3 separate regions of the Mus musculus genome follow, and all the other regions are linked to region 3. A link is a loop called in an ENCODE intact Hi-C map of the cell type or tissue named here. Cell type or tissue: left cerebral cortex. All regions are shown on one strand.

Region 1 (8,000 bases), 90 kb after region 3:
AACCCTTTGGTTCCCATTCCCAGGCTCTGCTGCTGCTGGGGTCCCCCAAACCAGGGGATCTAGCATTGAAAACATCAAACAGAGCTTTGAGATGGTTCAGTGGGTAAGAGAAGTTGACACACACGTGTGAGTACTTTTAGTCTGATCTCAACACCCCCACAGAAAGCCAGGCATGTGCCTGTAATGCTAACAGTGGGAAGGTAGAGACAGGAGTACCCCTGAGGTTCACTGCCTAGCCGGTCAGTCTGAATTAGTGAGTTCCAGGTTCAGTGAGAGACCTTGTCTCAAAAAAAAAAGTGCAGAGTAACTGAAGGAGACACTGATATCAACCTCTGGCCTCTACATGCATGTGGAATACACATAAACATGCTCACATACAACATACACATATATGCATGCATGCAACACACATGTACATGCACATACACATGCATACACATGTGCACACACGTGCAATGCATATGCACACATGCACATATACATGCATAGCATGCATAGACACTCACATGCATGCACATGCACACATGCATGCAACACACATGCACGCACAGGCATTCACATACACACAAGCATGTACATATACACACACAAGTTCAGCTCCCTTGAAACCTCACCCTTTATCTGGGCCTCAGCTTCAAGCCCACTCACGACCCTGTTTCTTCTTTCATCCCCTCACACAATCCCACTGATAATGTCTTTCCCTCTCCATTATCAGAGATTCCGCAGTCCTCTCAACTAGATGGGACATGTGTTGAGGGCTCCTGATGTACTTAGGATTTAGGGGACACGAACAATTCCTATGAACTCTAGTCACACAGGACTTTAGACCCTCCACTTAGGACCCTGGCCCCTTACCAGCCAAGGGTTTCTGGGAGAAGTACGTAGTCTCCACGTCTGTCCTCAGGCCTGCCCTGAAAAGCACCAGAGCCTGAATCCCTGATGCTTCTCTTCCCTCTACACTGGTGAGATGCCTCTGCACTCAGAGAAGGCACCACACCTTCATTTTCAGATAAGGAAACAAAGACCCAAGGGATTGTCCCAACATCAGAGTCTGCTGCCCCCAGGAGGTCAGGCGTGGAAGTGTTGGGCCATGGAGAACATGGCTGTGTGTCTTGCAGGCTGTACCAATCAGTCAAGCTCCTGTATGTCGTCGGTATCCTGTGTACCTATGCCCTGCAGTTCTACGTCCCTGCGGAAATCATCATCCCCCTTGCTGTCTCTCAGGTGTCAAAACGCTGGGCACTGCCCGTGGACCTGTCTATCCGGCTTGCCCTGGTCTGCCTCACATGTGAGTAGAACAGAGGCCGGGAGTCTCTGGACCATTTCTGGGGAAGAGACAGACAGACAGACAGACAGGCAGGCAGGCAGGCAGACACAGTCAGAGACAGAGACTCTCTCTGTGTGTGTGTGTCTGTCTGTCTGTCTGTCTATCTGTCTGTCTGTGTCTGTGTCTGTATCTGTATCTGGTGTATTCACTCAGAGATGTGCATCCATGTAGAAACCAGAGAACAACTTAGGTGACATTCTTCAGGCACCATCACCTTTTTTCTTTTTAATATGGTCTCTCATTAGCCGAGAACTCAGCAGTTAGGCGAGGCTACCTCCAGAGATCAGCCTCCTGACTCTGCCTCCCCAATGCTGGGGTTACAAGTGTACCCCACCATGCCTCATTCTTTTTTAAGTTCTAGAAATCAAACTCAGGTCCTTGTGCTTGCCAGGACACTTGGCTAACTGAGCCAATCTCCCAACCTCTATTTAGACCATTCTTGCACGTTCCCTGATTAGAAAGGTATGCAGATGCCCAGTCTAAGGACAGATTCACTGATACCCAGTGTAATAAATAACAATCACATGATAGAGAAACTGTGGGGCACTGCGGTAAACTCGTCCTAGGCTGTATTTCTTGGCATTTTATTCAGCCCTTGTGAGAATGCTAAGGAAGCAGGACACTGCCAAATAATTGACCAGTGAGCACTGGAGCTGAGGGTGTCGCTCAGTTGGTAGAGCATTTTTCTGGCATGCATGAAGCCTTTGCTTCAATCTCCAGTACCTCAGAGGTAGAGAACGGTGATGCACACTTGTGATCCCAGCACTCAGGAGGTACAGGCGGGAGGACTAGAAGTTCAAGGTCACTCTCTTGGTTGCATAGCAACTTTGAAGCCAGCCTGAGCTACGTGGGGCACTATCTCAATAGCAGCAGCAGTAGTAACCAAGGGCCAATGAGATGGCTCAGTTAGGAAGGACACTTGCTGCCAAGGCTTACAACCTGAGTTTAGTCCCAGAACTCACATGGCAGGTTTCCCTCAGACTTCTACATATGTGCTGAGACACATACTCCGCACGCACACATATGCTCAATAAGTAAATGTAATTAAACTTTAAAAAAAATAATGATAATGAAAAAACATAACCAGAATTCGAACCCAAGCCACCAAATTCCAGAGCCAGCACCTTTCACGTCCAAGGCTGACATTGAAGGAGGGGAGCCAGCGAAAAAGCTCAAACAACAGGTGCTGTCTGTCCCTCATGATTTTGTATACATTTAGGCCAACATTATAAACAAGGCTCCCCTTCCCCGAAACCCCCACCAATGTTATGTAGGCAACTCTAATTAAATCCTGCCGGTTATTTAGACATGAAGGACAGGGGTGGGGGTGAGAGAAGGCAGTGGAAGGGACACAATCAACATATAGTATATACCCACAGGACATTGTCAAAGGTTGGAAAATGAAAATACAGGCAGAAAGCATTTGATGTGGAGAGCGTTCAGAACATGCATATATGCGTGAAATAATAATAGCAAAAGATCATTCAAAGCTATTGATATCTAAACAGTGGTTAAGCAAAAAACATGATCCAAACCGGTTTTGCTGACTAAATAGGGCATTCTGGAAACACAGCCTCTCTAATCCCCATCAGCAAGGTCAGCTACAAGGAAGCCAGCCGTTGTCGTTGGAATTAAGGGACCATCTGAAACTCCCACTCCCTTTGGGCTTGGGGGTTGGTGGGTTTTGCTGAGACCCCATATGGGGCAAATCTGGTTCCTTCATTCCCTGGTTATAGAGAGCTACCCCTTTGGATCTCCTAGCTGTAGCTCACAAATGAACACTGGGTTGTCTTAGTCTCTCCATCTCCAGAACCCCAAGTACTGAACCTAAGGGGTTAGAGAACCCCGCCAACAACACAATAGGAACACAAACTGTTGTGAGGAACCCTCCAAAGATGACCACCATTTATAGCCAGGTGAAAGTCTTTATTCCAGCAGGCTGGGACTATACTCAGGTATTTGGGGACTCAAGTGTAGCCTCAAACATTTAGAGCAAGTGGCTTATAGGCAAAATCTACATCCTGGTGTCTTACACAGCAGCTGAAGCGGGACAAGGAGGTTGAGGCTGGGGTTTGCACAAACAGGCAATTTAACAGAAACTAAGATAAATAAACCGAGACATCCTGGCCTCAGGTTCCCAGAATAGAATTGAGTGACTTTTCGTGGAATTCTCCATCAAAGAGATCAAAGTCTAGTTAAACCCAAAATGGCCTCCGCAAAAATAGAAGATGAAGGAACCTCTGCATTGCCTTGCCCTGTCAGGGCAGAGCTGAACAACAGGAATGGGCAACACCAACCACGAGTGAGCCCTCCTGGAGAGGACTGGCGCCCTGGGAACACTTCGCTTTCTCTTTTCTTTCTTTTTTATTTATTTTTTTACATTTGTTTGTTTGTTATTCATATGTACATGTTGACACATGTGTATAGGTCAGAAGACAACTTGCAGGAGTCAGCCCTCTTCTTTTACTATGCCCTGCCTTCTCTCTGTCTCTGTCTCTGTCTCTCTCTTTTCCTCCCTCCTCCCCTCTTTCTTTCTTTCTTTCTTTCTTTCTTTCTTTCTTTCTTTCTTTCTTCCTTCCTTCCTTTCCTTCCTTCTTTCTTTCCTTCCTTCCTTTTTTCTTTCTTTCTTCCTTTCTTTCTCTACGTTTATTTATTTCCTTTTTATACAGTCTCACATATCGCAGGTTAGCCTCAAACTAGACTATGCAGCCAAAAAAATCCTTGAGCTCTGGATGCTCCAGGCTGCACCTCCAAGTCGCTGGGGTTATAGGTGTATGTTGCTGTGCCCAGTTTTCATGGTGCCGGGGATAGAATCAGGGCTTCACACATTCTGGGCAGGCATTCTACCAACTGAGCTACATCCGCAGCCCTCAATTTTTATGTGCAAAGCTGAATTTCTGAGGGAGGTTTGGTTTCTCTTAAAGACGACTTCAATAACAGCCTTTAAAGTAAACCTAGGACTCTCCATCTGTCTCCCTTCATCTCCCACAGGCATGCTGGCCATCCTCATCCCACGCCTGGACCTGGTCCTCTCCCTGGTGGGCTCTGTGAGCAGCAGCGCCCTGGCCCTCATCATCCCGCCCCTGCTGGAGGTGGTCACCTACTATGGAGAGGGCATTAGCCCCCTGACCGTCACCAAGGATGCCCTCATCAGCATCCTGGGCTTCATGGGCTTTGTGGTGGGGACCTACCAGGCCCTGGATGAGCTGATCAAGTCCGGGAACTCTCCCGCCCTGTCCAACTCCACCATGTTTATTCAGTGACAGAGCCTCTCCTCGCCCACGGTGACTTATGTTGTCTATGAATTTTTTCACTTTGCCTTTTCTCTGGTCCAAGACAGGAAAAAACAAAACAAAACAAAAAACAGGTGTAGCATATCCCCAGTACCGTGTGTGTGTGCGCGCGCGCGCAAAGGAGATGGGGGCCATCTACACCGCATACAAGGTGTAGATAGATGGTCATTAAAAACAAAAGAAATGTTGGTCGTTCTCTAGTTTTCCACACTGTGGAGACCTCACCTGTGGAAACCGCCATCTTGTTTTTGTCATTTATCTGCTAATTTCCTGCCTTGAGTGGAGCTATGCAAAAAGCAACCACTAGGCGGCAGCAATAGCCAGCTTTTGGCAGAAGGTAGTCTCTGCCCGCTGAGGCTTTGGTTATTTCCTTTTCCTGACCATGATGGGGAACACTGTGCTCAAGGCAGCATCAAGATGGAGGGGGCCAGGGCCAGTCACAATGCTCAGATAAAATGTCACCATCTATGTTACAGATAAGTGTGTTGAACTTTCTAAACCACTAAGTCTTAGCCCAACTCAGAAATCCAGCAGTGAACAAGAAAAACATAGGGTCATGCCTATGGGCCAGGGGCAGCAGACAGAGACATCATTGGAGTCGTTTTTTTACTTCTGAATTCTTGCAATGAACATCTTCTGTTACCTGTCGGGCACCAAGCATAATACAGGGCTCTTATATAATAGTTTGGGTAAAGGTGTTATAAAAACAAGAGCTTATATAACATTGTAGCTTTGTGTACCCAACAGTAGAGTCTACGGGTCATCTCCTGAGTCTTGACCTTGTAACTTGCCATGGTCAACAGTAAAAGTGTTACAAATGGAAATTCGATGATGGCTTCCACCCTGAGACTGCCTTCTCTTTCTGCTTTGTGGAGCTGATTTTTCTTTAAAGTGTGTGTGTGTGCATGTGTGTGCACCAGAGAGAATGTTAAGTCCCCTGGAGCTGGAGTTACAGGCAGTTGTAAAACACTTAGTTCCTCAGCAAGCACTCTTAACCACTGGGGAATCTCTCCAGCCCTGCTTTCCACATCATGGATCTGAGAACACCAAGTGAAATGGAGTGTGTGACATCGTGCCCAGTCTCCTGGAGGATAGGGGACCATATGGAATAGAAACGACTCATCATGATCGAATGCCACACCAAGATCAACCAGCCTGTTTCTAGACACACGTGTGAAGCCATATGGACAACGTCCGCAGTAAAGTTGACCAGATCATAAGAACTGTGTACATGAGAGTCATGGCTGTAGCTCAATGACAGGGCATGTGCTTGGTTACCTGAGACTCTGGGTCTCATCTCCAGCACTGTGTACTGTGTGTGTGTGTGTGTGTGTGTGTGTGTGTGTGCCAAGAAGATGGGACCAAGATGACCAATGTGAGCTAGTGCCCATGAGCCACAGAGGGAGGAACAGAATACACATGTAGTTTCCGTCCCTTTGGTGTGCGGTTTCATAGGTTCTGGTGACTCTCTCTCAGGCACTTGCTGTTACCTATCTCATTGCTGTGAGAGAGGCGACTTGAAGCAGGAAAGCTGTGCCTTGGCTCACAGTTTGAGGCTCCAGTCCATGCTGATGGAGAATGGCACCCAGGCAGCCTGTCACATGACAGACACAGTCAAGAAACAGAATCGCCAACACTCTCAGTTCTCTCTCTTTTCATTTAGCCCAGGACCCCAGCACACTGGAATGGTGCCGCCCACATCATTACCCTAGTCTGGTCACAGGCTTGCCCACACGCTTGCCTCCTGGGCGGCTCTAGATTCTGTTTAGTTGACGGTTAATTGTGCCACTGGGAAAGAGGTCAGCTTAGCAAATGACACCTGCCTGATTGAACCGGCTCCTGTGTGTCCCCACCCTTCCATATTTGTGTGACGTTCAGAATATGTAGAGGGGACATTTGGGATCATCCCAATTCCCGAGGCCTGGTCTGCTTCTTCTGTGTCTTACTTTCCACACATTGAACCTCTGTGAGGTATTTCCACATTCCCACTCAGACGGGGGCAGGGTTGGCTGTCCACATGGAAACCCCAAACCCTTCAGAGTCCCTGCTGGGAGATGAGACTCCAAGCCTGGGCAGTGCTCAGCAGTCTGCCTTTCCAGGGATGGGCCATCTATCATCCCCATCCTTGACTCTGTGACAGACCTAACGGAGCCCCAGAAGAGTGGTCTTCCTCCCCCTGCTCGCACTTGGTCTCCACAGACAAGCCCCTATTGTATAAGATAATTGAGTTAATCTTTTTTTTAAAGATTTGTTTTTATTTGTGGTGTGTGCGCGCCGTGTGTGTTATATGCACGGATCCCTCAAAGGCCACAGAGAGTCTCCTGGAGCTGGAGTTACGGGTGGCTGTGTATGAACTCAGGGCCTCTGTAAGAGCACCAAGCAATCTTAGTCATGGAGCCATCTCTCTAGCCCCTAATCTTATTGCTGAGATCTTCTGAGTACAGAAAATGAGAATCACTGACGTAAGGGGCAGGTGCAAGCTAGGGCTCATTAGCAATTATCTGCATCATCTAAAACTGCCGGTTAGCATAGCTGAGTGATAAGATGTTATTATTGTCTATTTATTGAGACATATACTAGAATGTATACATACCTTTCCCCTGTCTCCATTAAAGAATTCTTCCTCCTCCTCCTCCTCTTCCTCTTCCCCTTCCTCCTCTGAGGCCTAGCTGCCTTGTATAGCTGAGGCTATCCTTGGGTGCCTCCTGCCTCCCAGGCCTGGGATGGCTACCACACCCAGATCATCTCTCTTTGACTTCTTTGGGCTTTCTGTTGAATCAGAGAGTATAGAAAATCACCTTGAAGACACACCCACAGGTGAGCTGTGCTTCCAGAGAGGGTTCTCTGAGAAACAAAGACTTAGATATGGGCAGGATCATCTCATGGGCTGGGTTGTGAACTGAATACAAAGGAAGAGACAAGCTAAGTGTGGCCATTCCTCTCCCTCTCCCTCTCCCTCTCCCCCTCCCTCTCCCCCTCCCCCTCCCCCTCCCTCCCTCCCTCCCTCCCTCTGCTTCCTGACTGTGGGTGAGTCACATTCTGGCACCATGCTGTCCCCACCATGATGGTTTGTGCCCTCGAACTGGGAACCAACTTAAACCCTTCCTTTCTTGAGTTACCTTTATGACTGTAGTGAGAATGGTTCCTGAGGTCCATATATATTGCCATTTTCAGACATATTAGTCTGCTGAACACCAACATAGGGACAAGAGGGTGCAGAACCCAGGCATTTAGCATCACAGCTTCCTGCTGCTCTGCAAGGCCTGAAAGGTCTTTGAGCAAATAAAAGAGGAGGGTCAATGGGCAAGGTAGGAAAAAGGAGTTTCATAAAATTATATTGTTTCATATGTATTTGTTGTGTTTGTGTGTCTATGTACATA
Region 2 (8,000 bases), 130 kb before region 3:
GAAAGAGCCGAGGCATGCAGGAGGTGAGACCCCGGGAGAGCTGGACTGACTAGTCTTTTGAAGGCCTTCTAGTTTCTCCAGACTCTGCCACAGCTTCCTAGAAGGTCCCAGAGGGTAGTGCAGTCACTATTGGCAGCGTCTTAATTGCCAAGCTTACTGAGCACTACCACGAGAGACCAGAAGGGGGCAGGCTGTACTCAGGAATGGACCTCGCAGATGCTCAGCTCAGGCTGAGTAGCAGCCTGAACGGTGGCTTTTTAGAACCTTGGGGGAATCATTGGCACTGTGGCATCGCTCAGTACACTGCTACACGGGTGGAGAAACTGAGTCTCAGAAAGAAGAGGTGTGACACAGCTCACTACCCACACTTCATGACACTGTCAGGATCCCCTAGAGAGAATCACAAAGATCCCTGGACCCTGGGAAACAGACCACACCTCCAGCTCTCAGCTAAAGGATAGCTGAAGAGGAGGCTGTGGCCTCGAGCTGGAGCCTGGCTGCCGACCTCAGAAGAGACCATAGCCTGCCCAGGTGCAATGGGAGAAGCCTGGAGCCTCACCTCTGACGCAAATGCAGGCATGAAGTGGAAGATCACATGATGACAGCCAAGCCACCTCCAACTCCCAGCCTCAGATTTTCTTTCAGTATTGAAAATACCTCACAAAGGGAGAGGTACTGGACAGAAAACCCCACTCTGTGCAGAAGGCTGTGAACAAATTGACATTCACTATTTCTTGTATATATTTCAGGTAATGCACTAATATTACATGATAAGAATAAAATGACGTGGGCTGGCGAGATGGCTCAGCAGGTAAGAGCACTGACTTCTCTTCTGAAGGTCCTGAGTTCAAATCCCAGCAACTACGTGGTAGCTCACAATCACCCGTAATGAGATCCGGCACCCTCTTCTGGTGTGTCTGAACACAGCTACAGTATACTTATATATAATAATAATAATAAAATCTTTGGGTTGAGCAGGGCCAACTGGAGTGAGTGGGGTTGACCGGAGTGAGCAGAGGTCCTAAAATTCAATTCCCAACAACCACACGAAGGCTCACAACTACAGTGTACTCATATACCTAAAATAAATAAATCTTAAAAAGAGAATAAAATGATGTAAGCAACAATCCATCTATCTATCCATCCATCCATCCATCTATCCATCCATCCTTACTTACACTGTACATTTATTTGTATTACACAGAAGAATGGAGCATCTTCAAGAAAGGAAGCAAACAGAAGCCACTGTTAGGGAAACATGCAGATATTTCAAATACCCACTTAGTGTGTGTGTGTGTGTGTGTAGATCAGAGAAAAACTTGAGGGGGTCAGTTTTATCCTTGCACCATGTAAGTCCTGGGGATCAAATCCAGGACTTGCTGGCATGTGCCTTTATCCAGTGACCCTTCTTTCTTCTTCTTCTTCTTCTTCTTCTTCTTCTTCTTCTTCTTCTTCTTCTTCTTCTTCTTCTTCTTCTTCTTCTTCTTCTTTTTTTGGTTTTTCGAGACAGGGTTTCTCTGTGTAGCCCTGGCTGTCCTGGAACTCACTCTGTAGACCAGGGTGGCCTCAAACTCAGAAATCTGCCTGCCTCTGCCTCCCAAGTGCTGGGATTAAAGGCATGCGCCACCACACCCGGCACTGACCCTTCTGTTTTAAGACAGAATGTCTTGTAGCCCAGGCTGACCTTGAACTCTGTGTTGATGACCCTGAACTTCTGATCCTCCTGCCTCCACCTTCTGAGTACTGGGATTACTGTCGTGTCCCATCATGCCTGGTTTGTTATTTTGGGCACTGTTGTTACATGCTGGACAAACACTCCATCAGTTGAGCCCTAACCCAGCCCTTTGTTTGTCTTATTCTATAACCCAGGCTGCCGTGGAACTCTACTATGTACCCAGGCTGGCCTCAAACTTGCTGCAATTCCCCTGCTTCAGCCCCCTGAGTTCTGAGATCACAGCCATGAAACATCACACCTGGGGGGTGTATTTGCTTTAAAATTTGACCCATCATCTCTCTTAAGTGGTGGCTTTTGTGTGTCCACTTCTTTGTGGGGACTTTACTGTGTGACACAAACGTTTAAAGCTGCCCCTACTGGTTGCCACAAATGCCCCGTGCTGTAGAGCAGGTTGCAGAGAGCAGCATGCGCACACATTTCCTCACAGAGAAGGCTTTCCTCCGGATGGATCCCTGCAAATGGAGTTGCTGGTCAAAGAGCAGGCAAGTGCTCCATCCTCGGCGGACAACGCCAAGTTGTCTTTCAAACGTGCCAATTTCTACTTCCTCTTCAGGTGTCTGAGAAGCCATCTTCCTCCCGGAGAAAGGAATCACTCATCCATCCCTGCCGCCTCTTCTTCATTTCTTTCTTCATGTGTATTGCGTGTGATACGCATGCATGTTCACATACGTATGGGTACTTGTGCGTGTACGCGGTGTGTGTGTGGAGGCTTGAGAGAGTAATGTCAAGGATGCTCCTTGATCCCTCTTCCAGCTTGTTCTTCTAGGCAGAGTCTTCGAGTCAATCCCACAATTTGAGGCTACGGAGAGTCTTGCTAGCCAGCTTGCTCTGGAGATGGTGTGTCTTGGACAGGTGGGTCTCCATGTCTGCCTGGCATTTGTGGGGATTCTGGGGATCCGAATTCTGGTGCTTTGACTTGGGCAACAAGACCACTGTGCAACCTTGGACTCAGATAGGCTGGCTGGTGCCCAGAGGTCTTTGTATCTGTCCTGGAAAGGGGGAGGAGCTCACACGGGCTTTTTTTTTCCTTTTCTTCCTCCTTCCCTTTATGCTCCTCTCCTTCCGAAGGAAAGAGTGGAAAGGCAGGAGGCTGCTGTAGAACAGCCCTCCACCTGAACCTGCCCCAGTCCCTCCTCCAAGGCCCCTAGCCATCTTCCCACATGCTGAACAAGTCCTGGCCTCCCTCCCGGGGTGCCCATGTGGTGTCTGAGATAACATCTTATCAAGTCCTTTGCCAAAAAAGCCTGCCTTTTTCTGCCCCTGGAAGGAATTAGTTTCACTTGTTCTGAAGGAGTCTCTGCATGCTCTCTCTCCTTCTGCCAAGAAACCTGAGAGGCCCTGGATTCCTCTGCACCTGGATGCAGACTCTGTCAGTTTAATCTGCCCAGCTCCTTCCAAAGGGCTTGAGAAGACGGGGCTTCGAGCTACTTAAAGGCTTAGGGAGGAGAGTGAGGGAGCGTCTGCCTGCATTTGGCTAGGCCTCTTGGGATGAAAGACCTGTGGAGAAGGGAGTGTTTACTAGGCTCAGCGGTTACTGAAGGGGCCAGAGATCCCCTGGGGCTGCTCAGAGGTGACCCACCAGCCAGATCACCAAAGATGCTGAGCAAGACAATTTCCACTCAGAGTTCTCAGAGCTGGAAGGCGAGTGTTTGGGGAGGAGATCAGAGCTGCTACACTTCATACAACCCCAGAGGATACTGTTTGCTCGGAGTGGTGGCTCCTCTCCTGCAGGCTCATTGTGGCTGCCATGACCACAACATGGAGCCTGCAGGAGTTGTCTCACTGTGGTTTTGTTTTTTAAAGCTTAATTAATTTATTTTTTTAAATTTTTGTTTCACGTGTTATGGGTGTCTTGTCTGTATGTATGTCTGTACACCATGTGAGTGCCCAGAGGCCTGCAGAAGCCAGGAGAAGGCACTGGATTGCGGGAGATGGAGTCACAGGCAGTTATAGTGAGTCATCCCACTTGGTTGTTCAGAGCTGAACTCAGGTTCTCCAGAAGAGCAGCAAACACTCTGTTTGTTTGTTTGTTTTTGTTTTTTGTTTTTTCAAGACAGGGTTTCTCTGTATAGCCCTGGCTGTCCTGGAACTCACTCTGTAGACCAGGCTGGCCTCGAACTCAGAAATCTGCCTGCTTCTGCCTCCCAAGTGCTGGGATTAAAGGTGTGCGCCCCCACTGCCCAGCTAGCAAACACTCTTAACTGACACATTTCTCCAGTTCCTCTAATGTCTTTTTTTTTTAATAATTATTAATCTCTGTACCTGTTTGTCTCTCCCTATTTAATGTGTGTGTGTGTGTGCGCGCGCATGTGTGAGCACGAGCACAAGTGCACACACACTCACATGCGTGCATGTATAGGAATGTCCACATCTCTGTATGAGGAGGCAAGAAGGGAACATACAGTTCCTAGCAGCTGGAGTCACAGGTATCTGTGGGCCAAGAAGCAAGAACCTCCAGGAGGTTCAGAGGAGAGAGACCTTCCTTTACCCACACAACCCTGGAAATGTTCAAAATACCTGCCCATCATTCATCAATGACTAACCTGATGGGGTTACAGCAAACGGCTGACATCTCTGCTCTGGGAGGTGGAGACAGAATGATCAGGAGTTCAAGATCCAGGCTGGCGATGTAGCTCAGCTGATAAAGCACCTGTCTGTCTAGTCTGCAGGAAGCCCTGCGTTCCCTCCAGGTCCAAATAAACCAGTCGTGGTGGTGTACCCTGGGAATCTCAGCACTTGGGAAGTGGAGGCAGGAGGATCAAAACTTCCAGGCCATCCTCTGCTACAAAGTGAGTTCAAGACCAGCCGGGATCCTTGAGACTGTTGAGAACAAACCAAGACCAACTAAGGTCATCCAAACCTTACCCCTACCCCCAGCGCAGGAGAGACTGGTTCTGCATGGAGGTAGCTCTAGAGGTAGGAAATTCCTGGAGGTGAATGAAGGCTGGTGGTGTTGCAATCGGGATCTTGGGGGTCTCTGCTTGGGTAGCAGAGTGGGAGGGAAGCACAGGCCTGCTCCCCTCTCTTTCCGCCTCTGCCCATCTCACTTTGCCTTGGGCTAATCTCTAACCTCAACTACAAGACCTGTTTGCACACCAGCAAACAAACAAGACAGCAAACAAAGAGCCGTGTGTGTGCGGCTGTAACCAGTCCCGCAGGTGGCTGGGGTGTATCGGAAAAGCAGCACCGGGCACTGGTACAGATGGCATTTGGGAAGCAGTGGGGTGAGGGCTACTCTCCTGACTGCCCTGGGCCACCCTGCTCCCTACCCCTGAGATGGTCACAGTGTGCATCAGAGGCGGGCCGGGGTTGGGTTACACGGGCTGAGCACCTGCCCACTCCTCTTGTCCTCCCGAAGTTGGGTGTGGGTGACCCCAGGCTTACCTAAAATGTGTGACCAGCTGGAATGATCTGGAAACTGGTGAGTGCAGCTGGACTCAGAGATCCAAGTGTAAGCCTGGAGCAGGTCACACACCCTACTCCCTGGAGTCAGGCCTGGCAACCCCTGCAAGGAACTTAGTAGGTCACTTGTGCGCGCCCCCCCCCCCCCCCACCTGGGCTTGTTCTTTTCCTCTGCAGCCACAAGGAAGGAGGGGAGAAGCCTGCAGAACCTGGCAGCTGGCCTGCTGCAGGTACCTCCGGGGTGCACCGTATTTTCCCTTCCTGTCTCCCTGTTTAGAGCCTAGAAGCTTCTCCAAGCTTAGGACAGGTACTTACTTTCTAGTACCTTGTTGGAAGAAGTGTGTCACTGGGGCAGGCTCTGAGAGCTCAAAGACTTGCATCAATTGGAGTTTGTGCTCTCTGTTTCCTGCTGGTGGTTTAAAATGTGAACTCTCAGCTTGTTGCTCTGGACACCATGACTGCCTGTCGCCGCCGTGCTTCCCCACTGTGATGGTAAAGGACTCACCCCTTCCTTGGCCACAGCAGTAGAAAACTGAACTAAGACAATCCAGACTTATCTGGGACAGCCGGATCAGCTGCATTGGCAGAAATCCAAGGTAGGGCTTGTAGAAGGTTAAAGGAGACCACGACCGCATGCTTTCCCTTTAAAAGTCATAATCTAGGGCTGGGATGGGGCTCAAATGGCAGAGTACTTGACAAGCACCCACAATGCCCCAGGCTTGATCCCTATCACCCCAAATCCCACTTATTTTGTCTGTCTCTAAGGAGACTTTAGTTACCCTTGAACTCAAAATCCTCTTGCCTTGGTTTCTAAGTGCTGGGATTACAGGCACACACCACCCACACCTGGCTCCTTGCATCCCGTGGGTACTCAAATCCCAAAGCACACCGAGTAAAATTCGCACTGTCCAATGTGACTCCATATCAACCAATGTCTAAAATTAGACAATAAACCATGTCTAAGAACCACAGTTCTTTTTTTCTTAAATTTTACTTGTGTGTGTTCAAGCATGCACTCGTGCATGCATGTCTGTGTACCCGTGTCTTACTTGGAGTGCATACACTAAGAGGACAGCTCTGTTGAATCTGTTTGGTTCTTCCACCACTCTGTGGGCCCCAGGGATCCAACTCAGGTCTGCAGGTTTATCCAGCAAGTGTCTCTACCTGCTGAGCCATCTCACTGGTTTGAGGTGCAGTTTTTACTTTGTAAAAAAGGTTTTATTTATTTATTTATTTATTTATTTATTTATTTATTTATGTTTATATGAATACACTGTAGCTGTCTTCAGACATACACCAGAAGAGTGCATCAATTCCTAGCAATTGAACTCAGGACCTCTGGAAGAGCAGTCAGTGCTCTTAACCACTGAGCCATCTCTCCGGACCCAGTTTTTACTTGTTCTGCACGAGACCTGCTGGGTTCTTCCTTGTGTACAAGATCATTGAGCCTGGAAAGAGAAGAGCCACGACACCCCATGTCTTCTCTCTTGTGTGCTCACTCCCCATACAACAGCATCTTAGATCTAGAAGACCCCCTCCCCTGCTCTCCCCCACTTTCCTCCTGCTTCCCTATACACTTCTTTCACATTCGTGCTCACCTGTGGTCTGTGGGCTTTAGTCACTGGACTTGTGAGACTGGCTTCTGGTGTCAGGAGTTCTACTGGGTCGATCGTGCAGCACCTTTGTACCAAGCCCCTGTGAGTCTGTTGGTCAGTCTCTCTCTGCTTCTTGATCTATGGAGATGTGAGAAAGGGACCACTACCATAGCCATGAGCATCTGCTGCCACCATACCTTCCCCACCATGGTAGATAGTATCCCCTTAAACCATGGCCCAAGTACATTCTTCCTTCCTTAAGGGAATCAATCCCTGGGTCATGGGACTGTTGTGAGGATTATATGAAATTTGGCATTCAGAATGCCTGCATTCAGTCACTGCAGTCCACTGGTGGCCATTATTATGACTGATACAAGAAAGGAAGAAGACCTGATCGTGAAAGATCTCAAGGGTGTGTCCGTCATCTTTCCACCACTGTGACAAAGTGCCAAAGGAGGAAAGGTTTATTGGAGTTGAAATTTTCATCCTGAAGTTACTTGGGTCTGTGGCATCTGTAACAAAATGTGTGTGTGTGTGTGTGTGTGTGTGTGTGTGTGTGTGTGTGTGTGTGTGAGAGAGAGAGAGAGAGAGAGAGAGAGAGAGACAGACAGACAGACAGACAGACAGAGACAGATAGAGACAGAGAGAGCATCACTGTGGAAGCATGTGACTGCCAGGAAGGAGAGAGGGAGAAAGAAAGACAGACAGACAGACAGATAGAGACAGAGAAAACAGCACTGTGGAAGCATGTGATGGTCGAAGTCTGCCAGGAAGGAGAAAGGGAGGGAGAAAGAGAGAGAGAAAGAGAGAGAGAGAGAGCCCTAAGAGCATGCTCTATGGATCCACTATATTGACTAGGCCCCCTTCTAAGTCTCCAGTACTTTCCTATAGCCCATGACAAGATGCAATAGCCTGTAAGTGGGTGGACCCTGAGGGCTTGTGGAGCTTGGAGTTCTCAGAATAAACCCAAGTACTTTCCCAAGGCACAGGAACTGGTACCCAGGCCTTAGCGCATTGCCTTGGGGTGGTGGGTAGATTTAGTTCTAAACCATAGAGGAGGGGGTGGGAGTGGGGTGGGGGGGTGGCTTTTCTTTGTTTTGAATTTTTGCTTTTGAAATGAGATCTCACGTAGCCTAGACTGGCCTCAAACTTGCTATGTAGCCAAACTTCTAATCCTGCTGCCTCTGCCTCATGAATGCTGAGGTGGATTCTAGCTGTCTGCCCCACCATGCCTGGTGACTTTCCGAGGAGTGACTTTCTTGTGTTGG
Region 3 (8,000 bases):
ATCCCATGGGGCTGGAAAAATAGCTCAGTGCTTAAGAGCACTTGTTGCTCTTTCAGAGGAGCTGGGTTTAATTCCCACCCCCTACATGGTGGCTCACGAATGGTCTGTAGGATATTATTCCAACTCTTCTGGCCTCAAAGGGCATCAGACACACATGCGGTGCACAGACATACACGCAGACAAATTATTCATGCATTAAATATTTTTTTTAAAGAGGGACCTTTAAGACTCTGCTAAGTACTTCTCAATCTCTGCAGGTGTGAGATGGAAGCAAGGGGTTGTTCTGGAGGACACTGTCTCATCACTCCTGAGATTAAGAGAGGGGACTGGGGACAGCAGGAGTTCCTGGTAATCATAGTAGCCTTACCTCTCCTCATCATTGCCACCGTGGGACTCCTCCTCTACTGCCGTCGCTGCAAGTCTCACAAGCCAGTGGCCATGGAGGATCCAGACCTCCTAGCCAGGAGCATTGGTGTCGACACCCAAGCTTCACCTGCCATTGAGCTCGATCCCCTTAACGCCGGCTCCTGCAATGACTTAAACCAACTGGAGCCCAGTAAGACCTCAGTTCCAAATGAACTTGTCACCTTTGGACCTAGCTCCAAACAGCGGCCGATGGTGTGCAGTGTGCCTCCCAGGCTCCCACCAGCTGTAGTCTCCTCCCACCCTGGCCACGAGCCCATCATCAAGAGAACCTGGTCAGGCGAGGAGCTGGGTCAGTATAGCCAGAAGTCCCATGGCTCAGGGATGCATGGAAGTGGGTGGAAGCCTGAAATACTCCATTGGTATATACGTTGGTATACAATGGAACAACCATTGATCAAACCAATCTCTGGGTATTGGGCATGTAGGGATGCATTCCAGGTCACAGTGCATAGATGACTGGAGAAGATGCTAAGTCCCTTGACCCAGAGTTTGCAGCTCATCGTGTCTGTTCCATCACACGGTCCTCTAAACTCCAAATCACACCATAGGACTGATTAATGTTCATGTCATGAAACGTAGACTTGATGGTCTTGGGTGGACTTGGGAATAAAGTGGGGATGTCTGCACCCTTGTGCTGTTCTGGAGATGGAAAAAGTTCTAGCAGTCCAATCTGGAAGTGAGATTTAGCTGGCCCAGAGAAGGAAACTACAGCCCCTTTCATCTTTGGTTCAGAAGGAGTATATTTGTAAAGTGCCTTCTATTTTTTCTAGTATGTTCTCCAGTAGTTACAACAGGTATTGTCATGGCATGTCACCGAGGCCATAAAGATGAAATGAGTTGCTCTAAATCTCAACTTGTCATTGGCAGAGATGGGTGTGGGATAAGGGGACTCCTTCCAAGCCTCCTCTCATCCCATCACCTCCTATGACAGGCACTAAGCCATCACCAAGTCCACAGTGTGCATCCATTTCCTTCCATTCTGAGATTATACTCTCAACTGCAGCTGTCTAACGGAAGTGTGGATGGTAGAGAACTGTCTATGGTTCTCCCTAGACCTCCCTTCTCACCGACACGGGTTGGCAGTGGAGAGTCACAAGATGGGCTGGCATTGAGTTTAACCTCAGGCTTCAATTTACCTTCACTGGATTGTAGATCCATCTCAGCTTCCAGAGACGACATGTACAGATAGGTCATATGCCCACCAACTCCCCGAGCCATCCCTACCAAATGTCAAGTCATTGATAGCCCCTGTACAGCTTGCTAGAATGCACCATGGAAACACAGACCTCACCAAGTCTTACTGTTCTCTTTCAGTATACCCAAGTGGAGCTGCAGTCTGGCCTCCAACTTACTCCCGGAAGGAGCATTGGGAATATCCACATCCTGAAGCAATGCAGGGACCTCTGCCACCCTCTCCTCGACGCCATGTTAGTCCCGCCGTGATGCCAGATCCCGCTGGGCTCTATGGGGGCTTCCCTTTCCCCCTGGAACTGGAAAACAAGCGGGCACCCCTCCCACCCCGTTACAGCAACCAGAACCTGGAAGATCTGATACCTCCACGGCCTCCCAGCCCCCGGGAACATCTGCTTGCCCCCTGTCTCAATGAGTATACAGCTATCAGCTACTACCATTCACAGTTCCGCCAGGGAGGGGGTGGGCCATGCCTGGCAGAGGGGGGCTATAAGGGGGTGAGCATGCGCCTCAGCAGAGCTGGGCCATCCTATGCTGACTGTGAAGTGAATGGTGGGCCTGCCCCAGGACGGAGCCAACCTCGAGCTCCTCCCAACTACGAGGGCTCAGATATGGTAGAGAGTGACTATGGAAGTTGCGAGGAAGTCATGTTCTAGCTTTCTGCTCTCAGAGGAAAGCATGGGGGAAGCCCTGGCCCCACACTGTCTCCCAATGTCATGGGAAGTGAGTTGGGTGTGGCTGAGAGAAGAAGGGAGGCCAGCACATCCCCAGCCCAGATGTCCATCTCTTAAAATGTGCTCTTCAGGTCCCCAGCTTGTCCTTGAGGGTGGAGGGAAGCTGAAGGTAGAGCTGTAAAAATGGCGGTAGGGCCCCAGGAAAGAGGAGGTGCCCAGACAGGTGCACACTGGGGTGAGAACTAGGAGGGTAATCCCTCAGATCCGCCAGCTCCCAGCCCCAGCAAGAAAGAGCTCCAACCACCAGCTCAACGTGTCTGGGCCACATTCTTACAGCTTCTCACAGGCCCATCATGGGGCAGGCAGGTTTGTGCCCAGTAGGCAACCATGCATGCATCTACTGTGGAGAAGAGACCAGGACCTTCTAAGATCCGTGCAGTGGTCTCCTAAGGGGCTGAAGAGTAAGCAGCCTGTAAGCAGGTACTACAGTCACCCGAGTATCTGCTTTGTGTGTACCTTTGGGACATCTATGCCAAGTGTCATATGTCAGCATTGTTCTGGGCACTGGCAACAAGAACATTCTTGGAAGTTGAGTCACATGGACTTCCATCTTCTGGAAGTCTTGTTCTTGAAGCTTCAGGACTTGTTCCCCCTCTGCCGGTGGGATCCTGCCTGAAACCTTCTGCGCAGAAGAATTCAGATCTCTCCGAATGCTGAGTTAATTGTCCCAAACGTCCCAGGCACTTTTAGCCAAGAACAAGAAGGATGTAGTTCATTTGAAAACTTCTTAGGCACTTTTCAACCTTGCTGTCTGGATGTGTTTTCCCAAAAGGGTTTCTTCTTGTTTAGACACAAGGACTTCAACTGCCATCCAGGACCAGGTAGAGGTGGAGATTCAGCCAGCAGATCCAGGCCAGACACCCTGCCTTCTCCCTTCCCTTCATCATAGACGCCTGCCAATCAAGTGTTACCCCCACTGACTCAGCCCTATGCATGGAGGATCAGTGTGGGCACCCACGGACTGTGTGCATGTGCACATGCGTAGAAAGTTATGTAGCTGGGAGTGACAGAGACTGGAAGCCAGGGAGGCCTGTAGTGGCCTGAACACTCTGTCCTCTGCCAGTCCCTCTCTGGTCCGCTGCCTTTTCACGTGTGTGGTTTTGGAGTTAGAAGTCAAGAGGAAGAGACTCCCACCCACAGAGCTGTTCAGAAAGACTGCTGTGTGGGCGGGTGCATTTGTCGACCATGTGTGACTGTGGGTGTGACTGATTGCACAAGTGGCTTTGGTGGCCATTTGATTTTTTTTTTTTAACAATAAATATCTTTTTTTTTACTGTTATTTTCTGTGTCGCTTAGAGCACTTCAGGCTGGGTCAGGGCCATGTCAAGAGAGTGTCCAAGTCCAGGTTCATAAAGAATCCAGGAGCTGGAAGGGTTTATCACTCTGACACCTGCTAAGCTAGACTCTAGAGCTTAACTAGACATGACGTCAGAGGTCTGGGCGGGGCCAGAACACTATTTTGGAGAAACGCCTCCGATTCCAATATTCCTCAAGTTCAAATTTTAAAAAGATCTTTGAGCTGGGCATGATGGTGCACACCTTTAATCCCAGCACTTGGAAGACAGAGGCAGGCAGATTTCTGTGAGTTAGAGGCCAGCCTAGTCTACACAGTGAGTTCTAAGACAGCCAGGACTACACAGAGAAACCCATTCTTAAAAAAAAAAAAACAACAACAACAAAAAAAAACCATCACCACCATCATCACCACCATCATTATCACCACCACCACCATCATCATCATTTAATCTATTTGTATATGTGTTTGAAGGCCAGAGGACAACTATGGGAGTTAGCTCTCTCCTTCCATCAAGTAGCTCCCAGGGATCAAACTTAAGTCATCAAGCTTGGTGTCACACTCTTACCAGCTGAACCATCTCACCAGCCCCAAGCTCCTCAATATAAAGATAGGGAAACTAAGGCTATGGAGTACCAGGGTGTCTAAAGTCCAAGGCTCAAGACTTCATTTCTCAGCACCACATGGGATGGCTGCAGTAGGGGCCTTGCTAACAGAACAAGTCTTGGGGACCCAGCAACTACTGCTCCTCTGTTCAATGGGACACCCCCCTGGTGGCTGTCGAGACCTGAACCTGGAAAGTCCAGTCAGTCACAGATGGCCAGTGTGCGATATCCATGTGGACTCAGGGCTCTGCAGTCAGGTAGGTTAGGTTGCCTTGCTCTCAGCTCCACTGCACACTAATACATCCTCGATCAGCTTTGACCTGACTCTTGTTCTGAGAGCTTCTTTTAAGACCTCATGTTGCCCAGGCTGGATACATCCCAACTCAGTATGCAGCCAAGGACAACCTCAAAGTTCCCATCCCCCACCTCCATCTCCTGCGTGCTGGGTGTGCATCCTCACATGGGGTTTATGCAGTACTGGGAATAGACTTCAGAGCTTCATGCGTGCTAGGCAAGACTCTACCAATTGGAGCCACATCCCCAGTTCTTGTCAGAGAGGCTCTCAATAGGTCTTGAGTGGAAGACACAGAGATGTCACTCAATCCCCTTACACATGCATGAGCATCCCTCAAAAGAATGACATGTCTCTTGCATCAGTGAACCAATGTAGGCATACCAGGAGCCAAAGTGCACAGTACACAATAGAGCCCATTCCTGATGCTGTAACAGGACATCAAGCTTGATTATATCATATGGAACAGTTTCGCTCCTTCTGCCTCAGCTTCTCAACACTGGAATTCCACTGCACATTTCACAACATGGCAGAAGTTTTCAGGCAATCTACCTTAGCAATTCTTCCCTCCATGTGTGATACATACTGCTGTGCAGCCAGACTTCTACTCTTCCCATTTTATCCAGTCTGAGACTCCATCCCACACTCAGGGTTGGTCTTCCCCCTCAGTTAAACCTCTTTAGAAAGTCCCTGGGCGGGGGTGGGGTGGGGTGGGGCTGGAGAGTTGGCTCAGTGGTTAAGAGTGCCGGACTGTTCTACCAGAGGTCCTGAGTTTGATTCCCAGCAACCACATGGTGGCTCACAGCCATCTGTAATGGAATCTGACGCCCTCTTCTGGTGTGCCTGAAGACAGCTACAGTGTATTCACATACATAAAGTAAATAAATCTTAAAAAGAAAAGAAAAGAAAAGAAAAGAAAAGAAAAGAAAAGAAAAGAAAAGAAAAGAAAAGAAAAGGAACTCCCTTGAGGACATAACCAGGTGTCTCCTGGGTGATTCTTTTAAAAGTCACGGTTATACCAAAGATGGTCTGTATTTTCTTTATGATGGCTTCTGTGATTTTATGATATCTCTTCTAGTTTTATGTTTTACTAATGGCCCCGGGTCTCACTCAGCTTTTTAGATGAGGATACTCAGTCGTCAGCACCACTTATTGAAAAGACTGTCTTCCTACCAGTGATTCCCTTTGCTTCTTTACCAAAGTCCTTCTGGAATTGTTTGTTTGTTCTTTCAGTAGACAAACATAGTAAATAATATCACATTGTTAGTGTGATGGATAATGCTGTCAACTCAGTAGGACCTGCAATCCATTCAAAGATTGATTCAGTTAAACCTCTTTGGAGAGTTCCAAGAAGACCAGCCCAGACGAGTGTCTCCTGAGTACCTCCAAATCTAGTCAGGTTGACAGTGAAGGTTAAGCTCTGTAAACAGCAGTGACAGCCAGCTCCTAACAGTGAGGACATCGTGAGTTAATTTTCTTTAGACAGCGCCTCACACAGCCCAGGCTGACCTCGCGTTTACTATGCAGCTGAAAGTGAACTCAGACTTCTCACCCTGCTTTTTACTACCACATTCCATTCATGCCCTGCTGGGATCGTCCATCAGCGGACGTCCAGGCCACCAGCCACTCTCTTCTAACACAAGCTATTCAGATCCAAAGAACTGTGTGTTGGGAGCCGCGCCCACATTCGCCGTTACAAGATGGCGCTGACAGCTGTGTTCTAAGTGGTAAACAAATAATCTGCGCATGTGCCAAGGGTATCTTATGACTACTTGTGCTCTGCCTTCCCCGTGACGTCAACTCGGCCGATGGGCTGCAGCCAATCAAGGAGTGACACGTCCGAGGCGAAGGAGAATTCTCCTTAAAAAGGGACGGGGTTTCGTTTTCTCTCTCTCTTGCTTTTCTCTCTCTCTTGCTTCTTGCTCTCTTGCTTCTTGCACTCTGCTCCTGAAGATGTAAGAATAAAGCTTTGCCGCAGAAGATTCTGGTCTGTGGTGTTCTTCCTGGCCGGTCGTGAGAACGCGTCTAATAACAATTGGTGCCGAATTCCGGGACGAGAAAAAAACTCGGGACTGGCGCAAGGAAGATCCCTCATTCCAGAACCAGAACTGCGGGTCGCGGTAATAAAGGTTCCCGTAAAGCAGACTGTTAAGAAGGATTCAACTGTATGAATTCAGAACTTTTCAGCTGGGGAACGAGAGTACCAGTGAGTACAGCTTTACGAGGTAAGCCTGGCCTTGAACTTTCTAACGAAATTCAAGACAGTCTATCAGAAGTAAAGTGGAATATGTTTGGCCTTGAATTTTTTCTGGTGTTAGGAGCCCTTTTGTTCCTTTTCACATGTTATCAAGTGGTTAAGATAGGGAGGATTCTAGATGAAATTCAGGACAAGCTATCAGAAGTAAAGCGGGGAGAGAGAGTAGGAGCAAAGAGAAAATATGGTACACAAAATAAGTATACAGGCCTTTCCAAGGGTCTTGAACCCGAGGAAAAGTTAAGGTTAGGTAGGAATACCTGGAGAGAGATTAGAAGAAAAAGAGGAAAAAGGGAAAAGAAGAAAGATCAATTAGCGGAGGTCTCTAGGAGATACTCGTCACTAGATGAGCTCAGGAAGCCAGCTCTTAGTAGTTCTGAAGCAGATGAAGAATTCTCCTCTGAGGAAACAGACTGGGAGGAAGAAGCAGCCCATTACCAGCCAGCTAATTGGTCAAGAAAAAAGCCAAAAGCGGCTGGCGAAGGCCAGTTTGCTGATTGGCCTCAGGGCAGTCGGCTTCAAGGTCCGCCCTATGCGGAGTCCCCACCCTGCGTAGTGCGTCAGCAATGCGCAGAGAGGCAGTGCGCAGAGAGGCAGTGCGCAGACTCATTCATTCCCAGAGAGGAACAAAGGAAAATACAACAGGCATTTCCGGTCTTTGAAGGAGCCGAGGGTGGGCGTGTCCACGCTCCGGTAGAATACTTACAAATTAAAGAAATTGCCGAGTCGGTTCGTAAATACGGAACCAATGCTAATTTTACCTTGGTGCAGTTAGACAGGCTCGCCGGCATGGCACTAACTCCTGCTGACTGGCAAACGGTTGTAAAAGCCGCTCTCCCTAGTATGGGCAAATATATGGAATGGAGAGCGCTTTGGCACGAAGCTGCACAAGCGCAGGCCCGAGCAAACGCAGCTGCTTTGACTCCAGAGCAGAGAGATTGGACTTTTGACTTGTTAACGGGTCAGGGAGCTTATTCTGCTGATCAGACAAACTACCATTGGGGAGCTTATGCCCAGATTTCTTCCACGGCTATTAGGGCCTGGAAGGCGCTCTCTCGAGCAGGTGAAACCACTGGTCAGTTAACAAAGATAATCCAGGGACCTCAGGAATCCTTCTCAGATTTTGTGGCCAGAATGACAGAGGCAGCAGAGCGTATTTTTGGAGAGTCAGAGCAAGCTGCGCCTCTGATAGAACAGCTAATCT

The links. A loop is a pair of places that touch in the nucleus more often than their neighbours do. Peaks named below come from ENCODE experiments on the same cell type or tissue, not always from the same donor. Only the 100,000 strongest peaks of a DNase experiment are listed, where the experiment ranks them.
Region 1: it touches region 3 in a loop (2.6-fold over the local background); 3 of 42 quality-filtered maps call a loop at or near these places.
Region 2: a loop joins it to region 3, with 2.4 times the contacts of the local background. A loop is called at or near these places in 13 of 42 quality-filtered maps.

The regions. Positions count from the first base shown.
Region 1 is chr11:55,155,934-55,163,933 of GRCm38, reverse strand. Slc36a2 (solute carrier family 36 (proton/amino acid symporter), member 2) reads left to right here. Exons shown (of 10, transcript NM_153170.3): 9 at 1,119-1,288; 10 at 4,319-5,466. The coding sequence ends at 4,590. Gm31688 (a long non-coding RNA gene) reads right to left here. Exons shown (of 3, transcript XR_388653.3): 2 at 7,740-7,892; 3 at 7,196-7,389. Among named protein-coding and RNA genes, the nearest start is that of Slc36a3, 8.2 kb to the right of the region's middle. In left cerebral cortex, CTCF peaks have their summits at 1,061 (motif pointing left) and 4,920 (motif pointing right); DNase peaks (open chromatin) are centred at 1,067 and 4,935.
Region 2 is chr11:55,378,816-55,386,815 of GRCm38, reverse strand. Gm31842 (a long non-coding RNA gene) reads left to right here and starts at 3,966. Exons shown (of 3, transcript XR_388657.2): 1 at 3,966-5,444; 2 at 5,574-5,733. In left cerebral cortex, a CTCF peak has its summit at 181 (motif pointing right); DNase peaks (open chromatin) are centred at 181 and 3,072.
Region 3 is chr11:55,246,239-55,254,238 of GRCm38, reverse strand. It overlaps Fat2 (FAT atypical cadherin 2), which reads left to right. Exons shown (of 23, transcript NM_001029988.2): 22 at 258-715; 23 at 1,741-3,629. The coding sequence ends at 2,273. Among named protein-coding and RNA genes, the nearest start is that of Slc36a1, 46 kb to the right of the region's middle. In left cerebral cortex, no CTCF peak of the experiment used is centred here; a DNase peak (open chromatin) is centred at 3,504.